Linked DNA regions of Homo sapiens: regions 1 and 2 are each linked to region 3. A link is a loop called in an ENCODE intact Hi-C map of the cell type or tissue named here. Cell type or tissue: endothelial cell of umbilical vein. All regions are shown on one strand. Region 1 has its middle 76 kb from the start of RND3. Region 2 has its middle 130 kb from the start of LINC01931. Region 3 has its middle 87 kb from the start of LINC01818.

Evidence for each region. Peaks named below come from ENCODE experiments on the same cell type or tissue, not always from the same donor. Only the 100,000 strongest peaks of a DNase experiment are listed, where the experiment ranks them.
Region 1: it touches region 3 in a loop (3-fold over the local background); 2 of 110 quality-filtered maps call a loop at or near these places.
Region 2: it touches region 3 in a loop (2.1-fold over the local background); 2 of 110 quality-filtered maps call a loop at or near these places.

Annotation. Positions count from the first base shown.
Region 1 is chr2:150,409,460-150,413,459 of GRCh38, forward strand. No RefSeq gene overlaps it. Among named protein-coding and RNA genes, the nearest start is that of RND3, 76 kb to the right of the region's middle. RefSeq lists an enhancer at 1,299-2,188. In endothelial cell of umbilical vein, no CTCF peak of the experiment used is centred here; a DNase peak (open chromatin) is centred at 1,612; H3K27ac peaks cover 2,545 bases.
Region 2 is chr2:149,988,175-149,992,174 of GRCh38, forward strand. No RefSeq gene overlaps it. Among named protein-coding and RNA genes, the nearest start is that of LINC01931, 130 kb to the left of the region's middle. In endothelial cell of umbilical vein, no CTCF peak of the experiment used is centred here; a DNase peak (open chromatin) is centred at 1,667; H3K27ac peaks cover 1,597 bases.
Region 3 is chr2:150,080,730-150,084,729 of GRCh38, forward strand. No RefSeq gene overlaps it. Among named protein-coding and RNA genes, the nearest start is that of LINC01818, 87 kb to the right of the region's middle. RefSeq lists a silencer at 2,712-2,912. In endothelial cell of umbilical vein, no CTCF peak of the experiment used is centred here; a DNase peak (open chromatin) is centred at 1,592; H3K27ac peaks cover 1,248 bases.

The sequences.
Region 1 (4,000 bases), 330 kb after region 3:
AGAAGGTATACATTTTGAAAGAGGATTCCTGAAAATAACGTCTAGCCTCAGATAATGTTTCTTATGACCATTTGACCCTGGGGTCTAATGTCTAAAATAAGTAAATTTGAGTATGCAGAACTTTCTGACACCTCTACTACCAAGTGTGTGTACTTCAATTAATCTGTAAGCATAAAAAAGGATTTAATTCTTGTGAAGGGGGCAAAAGCCCTTCTTTCTCATTCATGGTCAAATGTCAAGTGGATTTTATACTTTCTTGGAAATAGATGTGTGGCTGCCAGCTGGAATGACACTTTACCTTTTTTCCTCATGAGACGCTTCTTATTTTTCTGTATTTATTTATTTATTTGAGAGAGAGTCTCGCTCTGCCATCCAGGCTGGAGTGCAGTGGCATGATTTCGGCTCACTGCAACCTCTGCCTCCTGGGTTCAAGTGATTCTCCTGCCTCAGCCTCACCAGTAGCTGAGATGACAGGCGCCTGCCACCATGCCCAGTTAATTTTTGTATTTTAGTAGAGATGGGGTTTCACCATGTTGGCTAGGATGGTCTCAAACTCCTGACCTCAAATGAGCTGACCACTTTAGCCTCCCAAAGTGCTAGGATATAGGTGTCAGCCACCACACCCGGCCGATATGCTTCTTATTTGAAAAAAAAAATAAAAAGTTTTTGGTAAGTTGACTTGGGAAAACCCATTCTATGCATATTGATGGGGAGGAATAGTCACAGAGAGCACTGCTTTCATGAGCTCTACCAAAGTATCTTCCCTAGCCGTCTACTCCACTGAAACAGAAGGTCTTCCCTCTAAGGGAAGTAGGAGAATGGGGGAAAAGAGAATGTGACGACAGTTCTTGCCTCCATGTTTCTCTGGTTAATCTGAATGCAGGTTTTCTAGCCAGTAAATTGTAAAATCAAGCTCATTATAATTTTGAAAAGAGAGATTAATCCACAATGTTCTTATTTTATGCCTGGAACATAGTTGGTATTCAATATCCATGTGCTCAATGAATGAATGCATGAGTGAATACATTGGTGAGTATTAATCAGGGCTTAAAGTCCACTGCATATATAAGAGGACTTTCGTTTGTGTTTATTTGACACTTGCACATTCAGAAATATTTTTAAAGTAACTTATAAGCTTTGTGATTTAAAATGGTACCTGAGCCATCATAAATGCTATTGCCATCTGGAATATATTTGTGACAATTTTCTTTAAAAGTCAGTAGTGTGAGCCATGATGCTTTGCTTTTACATGCTTGTGTATGCGTTGCCAAAGTATTTTTATAATATTATAGAATTCTGAATAAATTATCAAGAGAGGAGCCACTATCTTTGTGAAGTGTGGAAATGAAATTTGCTCATTTAAAAAGACACATCTAGAGTGTAAGAAATGTTTTATTGATACAGAATATACTCATGCATACTCACACTGCAGACATTTTAGATGGCAGCAAGTGCTTCTTTCAAGTGTTGCCTTTCGACACCTTGGTTGACTGATCTTATGGTATGGCTTGGTGGGAAGGGAATACAGGTCAATAAGCGGAGAGTGGTGTGGTAGAGAGAGGACAAAGAGTGAATAAGTGGATCATTGCTAATGTCAGAATTCCTGAAATGCCTGAGATGCCTGGAGCATTCCTGCTGGAGATTGAAATAACATAACAGAGTGACCCCAGGTCTGGAGATTCTTGCCTCATTTATTTTGCATTGGAAGTCACAGTAAAAATGGTTCTTAGTTTCGCTTGAGCACTGACCTACATTTAAATAGAAAGAAACCAATAACAGTTATACTTAAATCCCCAATGCCAATATGTCTGAAAAAATATGTTGTGAAGGAAAAGGAAGAAAAAAACAACTTTCATGGGCATAACTTATCTTTGACTGTCACAAAATCAATAGGCTTTACAGAGCAGAGGAAATTCAATAGCTCGGCATTCATAATAAAGATTGGTTTGGGTGATTTGTCTCTCTCTAATAAGGCAGGCCTTGGACCCCAGCTTCCCTTCCTTTAAAACTCAAAGGGGGTGAAGATTTCTTCATCACAGCCAAGTCTTCTTGCTTGTCTATTGTCAGGACTTTACAATGGTACTGCTTGTCTAGTCAAGCCTTGCTTCACCCAGGAGAACAGACTGCACATTGGGGTGTGGAGTAACAGATGCCCAGCTTTATACCAGCATTCAGCCTTCCTCAGCCTGCCTGACAGCCTTTTCATGCATCACGGATTCATCCATTTCAATGAGAAATCCAGAGCAATGCTGCAAGTATTTGTGTGGTTTTTTTGAGAGACTACTTTATAGAATGTGTCCAGATATTCACTCTGGAAACTGTGCCCATTGCAGAAAAATGTGAAAAAGATGTGAGTGCACTGGCCTGACCCAACTCTCATCTGAGGAAGCTTATGCCCAGACACCCATTGATATGTTCAGATCAAGTGGAGAGATAGAGGACCAGAAAGGATGAAGAGGCTGATTATCACAGGTGGTGTGCCACACCCAAGGCTTGCCAGCCCTGAGGCTGTACCACACCCAACACAGGTCCTTGAACATGGCAGGAAATAAACAGATGTCAGCTGAATTGAGGTAAAAGTCTAGCATATGATCGGGCGTGGTGGCTCACGCCTGTAATCCCAGCACTTTGGGAGGCCAAGGCAGGCGGATCACCTGAGGTCAGGAGTTCAAGACCAGCCTGGCAAACATGGTGAAACCACATCTCTACAAAAATTAGCTGGGCATGATGGCAGGTACCTGTAATCCCAGCTACGCAGGAGGCTGAGGCAGGAGAATCGCTTGAACTTGGGAGGCAGCGGTTACAGTGAGCCGAGATTGAGCCGCTGAACTCCAGTCTGGGAGACAGAGCAAGACTCCATCTCAAAAAAAAGAAAAAAAAAAAATTCTAGCATATATCAAATTCCTAACATGTGCCACTCTCTTTACATATTAGTCCTAATCTTCATAGCTTGCCGGAAAACAGATGTGTTACTGCTGTAATTCTCTGCTGTGCCAAAAACAAAAACAAACAAACAAACAAAAAACCCCAAGTTCAGAGGTTAAAAAATGGGCTCAAAGTCATATAGATAGTCTGGGTTAGAGGCAGGACTCCAATCAACACCTCCCTGACTCTGAGGCCATGTCCTTTCAACTACTCCAGAAGCCTTCTCTTAGCAACATTATCAGACCAAGGAGGAGCAAGCTGGGCCTAAGTTAAATGACATTGCTCAAAAGTTGTAAGCGTTAGGGTCCTCCTTCTCAGACTTAAGCCTCTATAACCCTACTGGACTTGAAAAACCTAGGTTTTAGTTTTGCTTCTGCCACTAACTCATGGTATGATCTTATGCCAGTTGACTTTTTTGAGCCCAGGGTTCCTTTCTATAAAGTGGCAGTTAAGAATCCTCATCCTACCTCCTTTCTCTGTGTGGACACATGAGAAGAAGAATGTACAAGCGCAGAAATTCTCACTTAACTTCTCCAATATGTTCTTAGAAACTGCGACTTTAAGCAAAATGTACTGCAGGCCCTAGAATCATATCATTTCTTTCAACATTGTTTCATTATAATGTTGATGAGAAAAAAAAAAAACAACATTGGTTTAGTTCTATGTTGTTTCACTTAAAGTTGCAGTAGATGAATCCTGGGTAGTCTAGAAATGTAGGCTAGCAGCAGTAGCTGGGGCAGAGCGCCGTGTAGGAACAGAGGGAAGAGCTAACCAACAGAACGATGGAGGGATAGAGCACTACCAGTAGGGTGGCAGCTGCCTCTCCTTCCAAGCTTCTCCGATGGGCCCTCTTGAAAAAGCAGAAAATAAACAACAGTGAGTCAATAAGTAACCACTGCATGCTTGTCAGTATTCACCTTTTGTCAATCTGTGAGCCCCCTGCAGTATGGATTGAAGGATTGGAGGCTAGGGCCACCACTGAGAAATAAGTTAATGGAATCTGCCGAGCATGGCAGCAGAGGTGACATTTAAGAAGTAAGAGCTGTAGAGCCACTGGCCCCTCATCTACCCTCCC
Region 2 (4,000 bases), 93 kb before region 3:
TCATAAATTTCAAAGATTTCAAAGATTTTGATTGAGTTCTGAGTAGGGAAGGAATGATAAAATCAGAGAAATATGGCTATAAGTTGCTTTTGGAATAATGAAGGGTTTCCATTAGTCAAGGCACTTCTGTGCTACCATGAGCAATGCAAATTGTCTCTTTATAAACACACATCCTATGCAGAGTACCACAAAGTAGAACCAGTATGCATTATCAGCAATTGGAGTGATGTTGGTAAAGTTGTGGTTGTGGTGTGGGTTGGGAGATGATTCTGGAACTTTAGTCTGCCTGACTCTTTAAGGAAATCTAAATTTATTGAGCACTTTCCATGTGCCAACGCCTGTGATAAGCACTATGTATGTTGCCTGATTTAGACATTCAATGAGGAAATGAGCTCAGCAAACTTGGATAATTCATCCCGGATGACCTATCTAGGAAGTCGTGAATCCAGAAACTGCACCCAGGTCTATTTGCTCCAATGTGTCCTCTCTTGAGTATTTTACTATATTTTTGTCTTGTTACTATGATCATTCAATTTATTTTAAAAATTCAACATGGTTAGAAAAGAAAGCATAGATACACGTGAGAAGGTGAAACATGAACTCTACTGCCAGCATATAGGCGAGGTAACTTAGAAGAGTGGAAGGTTGCTCACCTGTACTGACAAGAGAGGTGGCCAAAGAAAATGGAGCCATGAGGACAGACGGACAGCAGCATTGAAGGGAAACTGATTACCTCACTCATCTCTTTACCTCCACTTGTCTACCTGCTCATCTCCACTAATGCCAGCCTCCTCATTCAGGATCAAATATGTTGATCATGCTCTCACTTCAGGCCCTTTGTCCTTGCTGGTCCCATTGCCTGAATCATTCTTCCCCTAGACAGTCTCAGTGCTCTTTTTCTTGCCTCCTGCAGATCTTTGCTCAAATGGTAGCTTCTCCCAGGGCATTATTTGACATTGTATCCCTCTGGCATTCCCAGTCCCTCATTCCTGGCTCATTATATACAATATGTTTATTTTAAAACATCTATTTCTCCCAACATAATTAAAGCCTCTTTGAGGACAGGGATGTTTGTTTGTTATTTTGAATGTTTTATCCTTAGCACCAAGCACATTGTCTGACATATGGTTGGTCTGACATCTGCCCTCAGTAAATATTTACTAAATAAATTCACTAATCAACAAATATCACAAAAATAATTCTTATGCCAAAGTGACATATTTTGGGGTGGCATACCCTGATCCCTTTCAGCTCCTTCCCCCATACTAAGCAAAGGTTACTGTTCTATATGGCTGCAAAAACATCAGCCAGTGTAAAAGCAGTCATTCTATAGGCAAGCAGGCACATTCCTAGTATTCTTTAAGGTGGAAGTCATTCACTAGAGCTGACAAATCTTTGATTCTTTGAACTGGGGAATAATTGTTTTGGTTTCTAAGTCCTGCTTGGGTTGAGCAAACACATACCTGGCTCATTATCAATAACCTTCTTAGTTAGGCAAATAGGTGACAATGTCAATAGGAATTTCAAAAATATGTGTGCTGGCAAAATAAACTCTGCCTTTGGAAACATCATCACAATTTAACTGGTTCTAAGTTACTCAGGCAGCCTAGGTCATTGTGTGCCAATGCACTGAAATTGCCCTTTAACAAAACTGGCACTGGCAGCTAGCAGTCAAAATTGAAATGTTTCAGCCAACAGAGCTGCTTTGGAATCTTTCCCACATACCAATAAATCTCTTGATCTTGGGAAAACATTTCCCGATATTCAGGAACTTTTCTATTGTTCGTTGCAACTTTCCCCAGAGGACACATAAGGCTTTCCTAGACCTTTGGACACCCACATAACCTTCATATACTAAGTGCTCAGGTCAGAAGTAAGCAACATTCACTGGGGGCTGTGATTTGAACACTAACTTTCTGCTTTTTTAAAATGTAAGGGGTGAAGAAAGGGCCTGAGAATTTCTCTGCATTGAGGTGAAGTCTCGTGTATGGAGTTCGAGTCTGCTCTGTCTTCATAGCGACGTCACTATAACATTGTCCCTAATGCACTCTCAGTGAGGAGCTAACTGCTACTGAAAGTTTCAAATTTTATGTAAAAATAAATCTGTGATAATCACCTTTCTCCTGTTAACCAGCTTATTGTTGAAGTTAAGCATTCTTGAAGACACACACATTTGGTAATCTAATGTATGATCAGATTTTGGTGCTCTAAACAAATCATCTTTCCCACAGTATGTTCCTTAAACATTAACTCTATAAGGTCTCATAAAAAGGAAAGTTTTCTAAGACTAAGTGACTTATGAAATTCTGTATCTAATCCTCTTTTGTAGAGTTGTCATATATATTGGTGACCTGAAAAGGGCTACAAAGACTAAATCTGTTTCACTTGGCTTATTCCAGAATTTGCCAAATTTGACTGTAATTCCCCTTTTCTTCTGTTAGATCTAGTGACATTCTGCAGAACTAGCAAGCATTCTAGGAAACTCAACTTTGACAACACTATTCTAAATACAGCAAACACAATCAAATGTTGTTCAGAAGTCAGAGTTCTTAAAACTTCAGCCTTTGGTTTTTCGGCAGTCTCCATATGGGATTATTTTAGAATAGGGGTCTTCAAACTTCTTCTGTAAAGGGACACATAGTAAATATGTTAGACGCTTTACAAGACACATAGTCTCTGTCCTTTGCAACTAGCTACTCAACTGTGCCAATGTATGAAATTAGCCACAGATAATATGTAAACAAATGAGTGGCTGTGTTCAAACAAAACTTTATTATCAAAAACAAGCCACAGACTCAATTTGAGCCATAGGTTGTAGTTTGCAAACCTCTGTTTTAGAGTGGGGCAACCACCTCTCATTCATATCTAATACCTAATCAGTTATCTAATTCATATCTAATATCTAATTCATATCTAGTATCATATCTAGTATCTCTCATTCGTATCTAATACCTCTCATTTATATCTAATACCTAATCAGTTATCTAATTCATATCTAATATCTAATTCATATCTAATATCTAATCAGTTATCTAATACCTTAAGTTATCTAATATTATACCTAATATCTAATCAGTTATCTAATACCTTAAGGGTACATGTAAGATTAAAAAGAAGGTCACTGTGACTTTGTTCGGCAGCCAAACTTGGCCAACCTTAACTTTTAAAAGACTGGAGCATAGTTCACTTAGGTCAGTATATAAAATCCATCTCATGTTAATCACAACCAAGATGAACCAGCATCCTCAGAGAAGATCCATAACTTGTCTGTCGTTTGAAACTAAGAGAACAAGATACAGGTAAGTGCCCCACTGCTTTGATAATTTGCTTTAAAGCAAATGGCCAACTTTAAATGGCAAACTAGGAATTTCCCAGTAAAAAGCAAGTTGATTTACCAGCAGTACTCCAAACTTCCTTTTGGAGGTTAAGTAAAACAGGGAGGTTCTTAGAAAAGGAAATCTGCCTTAAGTACTAGAAAATTCCAAACTCATAATTATTTTAAGTCAAGCCCTATTGCAGAATCAACAGTCTCCATTATGCACAAGGGACCACCCACCAGAAGAGCATCCAAAGATAATAATCTATGAGAAAGGAGACCACAAAAATGCGGATACTGAATTTCTGGCAGGACCTTGGAGCTTATGTTTAAAGAAGTGATTGTCCCTTAGATACCAAGGCCATTTCTCTAGCTTTATGCTGGCAAGTTTTCTATTTATTGATGCTTTATCTTTGTGTGACTCTTTTTGTTAACCCTTTCCAATGCAAGTATTTTGGTTCCCCTGCAGTATCAACAAAAAAAAAAAAAATACATATTTTTGAAAAGCTTTATTTTTATTTTTGTTGAAAAGCTTTATAAAAAGCTTCTAGATTAATAGAATAATAGGATTTTAGCACTGGAAGGAATCTAAAAATACCTAATCTAACTACCTTGAAAAGATCAACGAGGGATCTTGTCTGAGATACCAGATGATCATCCACGACTATCCATGAGATCCAGGTT
Region 3 (4,000 bases):
TTTCATGGAGGTAGAGAATAGAATGATAGATACCAGAGGCTGGAAGGGTATGTGTGGGCAAGGGCAGAGGAAGGCAGGGAGGAATAAAAAAGAGGTTGGTTAATAGGTACAAACATAGAGTTAGAAGGAATAAATTCTAATGTTCAAAAGCAGAGCTGGTTGACTATAGTTAACAATATATTGCATATTTCAAAATAGCTAGAAGAAAGGACTGAAATGACCCCAGAACAAAGAAATGGTAAATACTCAAGGTGATGGACATCCCAAACACTCTGACTTAATCTTTATACAGTCTCTGTGTGGAACAAAATATCATGTATGTATCCATATGTATCCCATTAACATGTACAAATATTTGTTTCAATAAAAAATGCTACTAGAAAAAATGTTTTTATTGTATTTCTGAGTATTTTTACCAAGAAACTTGCTGTTGCATATATGTTCATTTAGAACCTGTTCAAACTTACAGGAAATTGCATAAATTGTGTTGTCATCGATAGAATATTTTTTATTGATCTGCTGCCCCATAGATTTTTGAGCTCCCACTTAGTGCCACTGGAGGCACACCTTAAGGACCAAGGTATCCCATTAGCTGAGAAGGTAATGGCTATGTTAAGACATTCAAGCAATGGATGGGAATGGGAAGTAAGTTGTTCAGAGATACTTTTTTTTTTAAGCATATGCTTTTTGTTTATGCTTTGTTGACCTTGATGTATGGAAGGGCTTGACATATCCAAAAACTGGAGGTAGGATATTATGACAGACTCAAAAAGCTAAATAGAGCTTATTAGGCAGTGAAGCTGGAGAGACAGATAAGTTTAGATCTATATCTTTGTGGAGACTTGATTCTTCATGTTGATTCTTTCAGACATCTACTCAACTCCAGTCTGATTTGGCTTTACAGTAGAGGTCAACTATTTCCATAATAATTCTGTTTAACAAACCAATCCAAAACTCAGTGGCTTAAAACACAATTATTTATTCTCTCTCACACATCTGCAAGTTGACTGGAAACGAACTGCTCTGGACTGGTTTAGGCTCTAAGCTTCAAGTTAGGGTGAGGTTTGTTCCATGAGTTTTTCTTCTTCCCTGGACCAGTCAGCTACCTCGATAGTTCCTCTCATGGCCAGGGCAAAGTGTAAGTGGGTAAATCCAATTACCTAAGCACATTTCAAGCCTCTGCATGAATAATGTCTGCTAATGTCTCCTTGCTTGGCCAAAGCAAGTCACATGGTGTGCTCTGAGTCAAGAGTCAGGGAAGTATACTCTATCTATAGTAGGAGGAAATACAAGGTTATATGAGTTAAATGGTTAAAGGTACGGATGTAGAGTGAGGTAAGACATTTGGGCTAAAAATGCAATTTACCATACTTTAAGGTGAGGTTTTGGTGATTCATTATTTTACACTGTCCGGGTCACCCAGTATCACCCATATTGTCTTCCTGTTAAGGGGACAACTTGGCCTTTGTTGACACTGACATTTCATCTGGTCCTTTTCCTCTTACCCTGCATGAGTTATTCCCCAAAAGAAAGAATAAGAACAGTAATCACTATTCATTTACTTAGGGAAAACATCTGGAGGATTGTTTTTGTTTTTCTTCAGTTTTCATCTGGATGTCTGGCATTGTGTCAAGGTTTTACTCTGAGAAGCTTTAAAAAGCGAGTCCAGTTAGTGTGTTACTTCCTCTCCACTTTGTAATAATACACTAGAGTCTTGCTCAAATGCCACCCCTGGGATGCATGCTAGGAACCATGTTATAGAGGAAAGAGCAGGATAAATTCCTTCTGATGTTCATTCACAACAGTAAATTCCCTCGTAAACCTAAACCAATGGCCCACTTTAGAAATCATCCTGGGCCTTACTTTGTCACATTACAATGAGATTCTAATGTGCAGGAGACCCTGGGTATCCTTGGATTTAACTGTCACAGTTTCTTCTACTTGCTAATTACCCATGGGAACACAGTGGGTGATCACTTGTCATTTTTGTTGCAATACATATTTGAGTGCCCTTTGTTCACATCTTGGTGCCACAGTTTTGTTCTCTAATTGTTGTTTCTTTATCTTTTCTTAGGGAAAATTAACTTTACTAACAGTATTTCAAATTTGGAAAATTTCCAGATATCTTAGGATATAACTCTTTTGATTCCTGGAAGTCTTTCTTGATCTTTTTTTTTTTCAGAAAAAAAAGATGATTATAAATTCAAGTTTGATACTTCAAATAAAATAAAGCAAAAAAAAAAAAAAACTTCAGGGCAGCTTTGATATATATTTAGTGAATAATAGATATGCATATGCTATCTTTGCTCCTGAACTGGTTTTTCTGCATGAACAAAGCACATATAAAATTAATATGTTAAAGATATGGCCTGTGGTATAATCAGGTATAGGGAGAACTGCAGCAGAAGGAGCAATGTATGAGAAACTAAGACCTGACAGGAAAGAGGCAGGCATTGAAAAAACAACAACAAAAACGGGGGGACAGATCAAGTTAAACAAAGGGAAAGTAAAATTAGGAGATCATAGAAATATCCTACACGTGACCATGAAGGTAAGCAATTAGCAAAACCATCAAGAAGTTTCAGGATGCCATATCAGAACTCAGGACCCAAGAATCTAGATTTAGTCATTTCAGGTCCATGTCCGTGGGTCACCTTCCACTACATTTTATGCCACTAAAAGGAAGGACCCATATTCTGCTGTATTTTTTTTTTATATCTCTGCTTTCTAGCACACTATTTGACTCGAAATTGGTACTTTATACATGCCTGGTGAATGAGTAAATGTGCATAAATGAACATACGAAAATCTGTCAATGAATAACAAGACCCAGCCTTTCAGGATGGTGTTAAAAGCAGAAGTCTCTTATCTGCTGGGCAGTTTGGAGAAGGCCATGGAGACCAAGGCAGACTGACCTTCAGTGGAGAGTGATAGTAGACATGGGATCAAGAGAAGTGGCCGGGCACGGTGGCTCACGCCTGTAATCTGAGCACTTTGAGAGGCCGAAGTGGGAGAATCACGAGGTCAGGAAATTGAGACCATCCTGGCCAACATGGTGAAACTCCGTCTCTACTAAAAACCCAAAAATTAGCTGGGCGTGGTGGCGTGTGCCTGTAATCCAGCTACTAAGGAGGCTGAGGCAGGAGAATCGCTTGAACCTGGGAGGCAGAGTTTGCAGTGAGCCAAGATCGCGCCACTGCACTCCAGCCTGAGTGACAGAGCAAGACTCCGTCTCAAAAAAAAAAAAAAAAAAAAAAAAAAAAAGAGAAGTACTAGAGTCCAGGCATTAAAAACGATCTGCTTGCAGGTCTGAGGAACAAGGTAAGAATGTAGCATGGCAAGAGATGTCACGTTAGAGTGGGGTTGTAAGGTGGCAGCAGGGCAAGGAGGACTTCCTACTGCATGCCCTAAGAATTGAATTAAAGTTTCTTAACATCCCCAGCCAAGTACACTTACTACCCCACAGCCAGAGGTAAGGGTCAAGTGACCTGCAATGATGGAAAGAAAGGTATATTTGGTTAGGAGACTTGTGAGATCACATAACTATATATTCTTTTTCGAAATATCAATAAATGTTGAAGAAAGTGTAATTTTCTTAGTCAATTTGAATAATGCTTAAAACCCTAATCAACACATGCTGTCTGATTTTGTTATGTGGTTGAAATGAGAGCAGTTCATCAAATAAGAATAAATAAAATATTCTGAATCCTTACTTAAAAGCCTCAAAGGACACTGTAGAAAATCTACTTCATGCTGTATTTTTACAATCCTCTTTTTCTACAAAAATAAAACTCTTTTTCCACTTTTTCCATAAAAAAGTGAATAAAGTATAAAATTTTTAAAGTTGAGAAAAGGACAACTAAATAAATGTAAGAAAAAAGGAAGAAAGAAAAATAAAATAGTAGAAATAAGTAAATTAGAAAACAGGAAGCAAAAGATAAAACTATTAATTGAGTCCATGATTTGGTTTCTGGAGAGAAAAAAAGAGAGAAACATCATG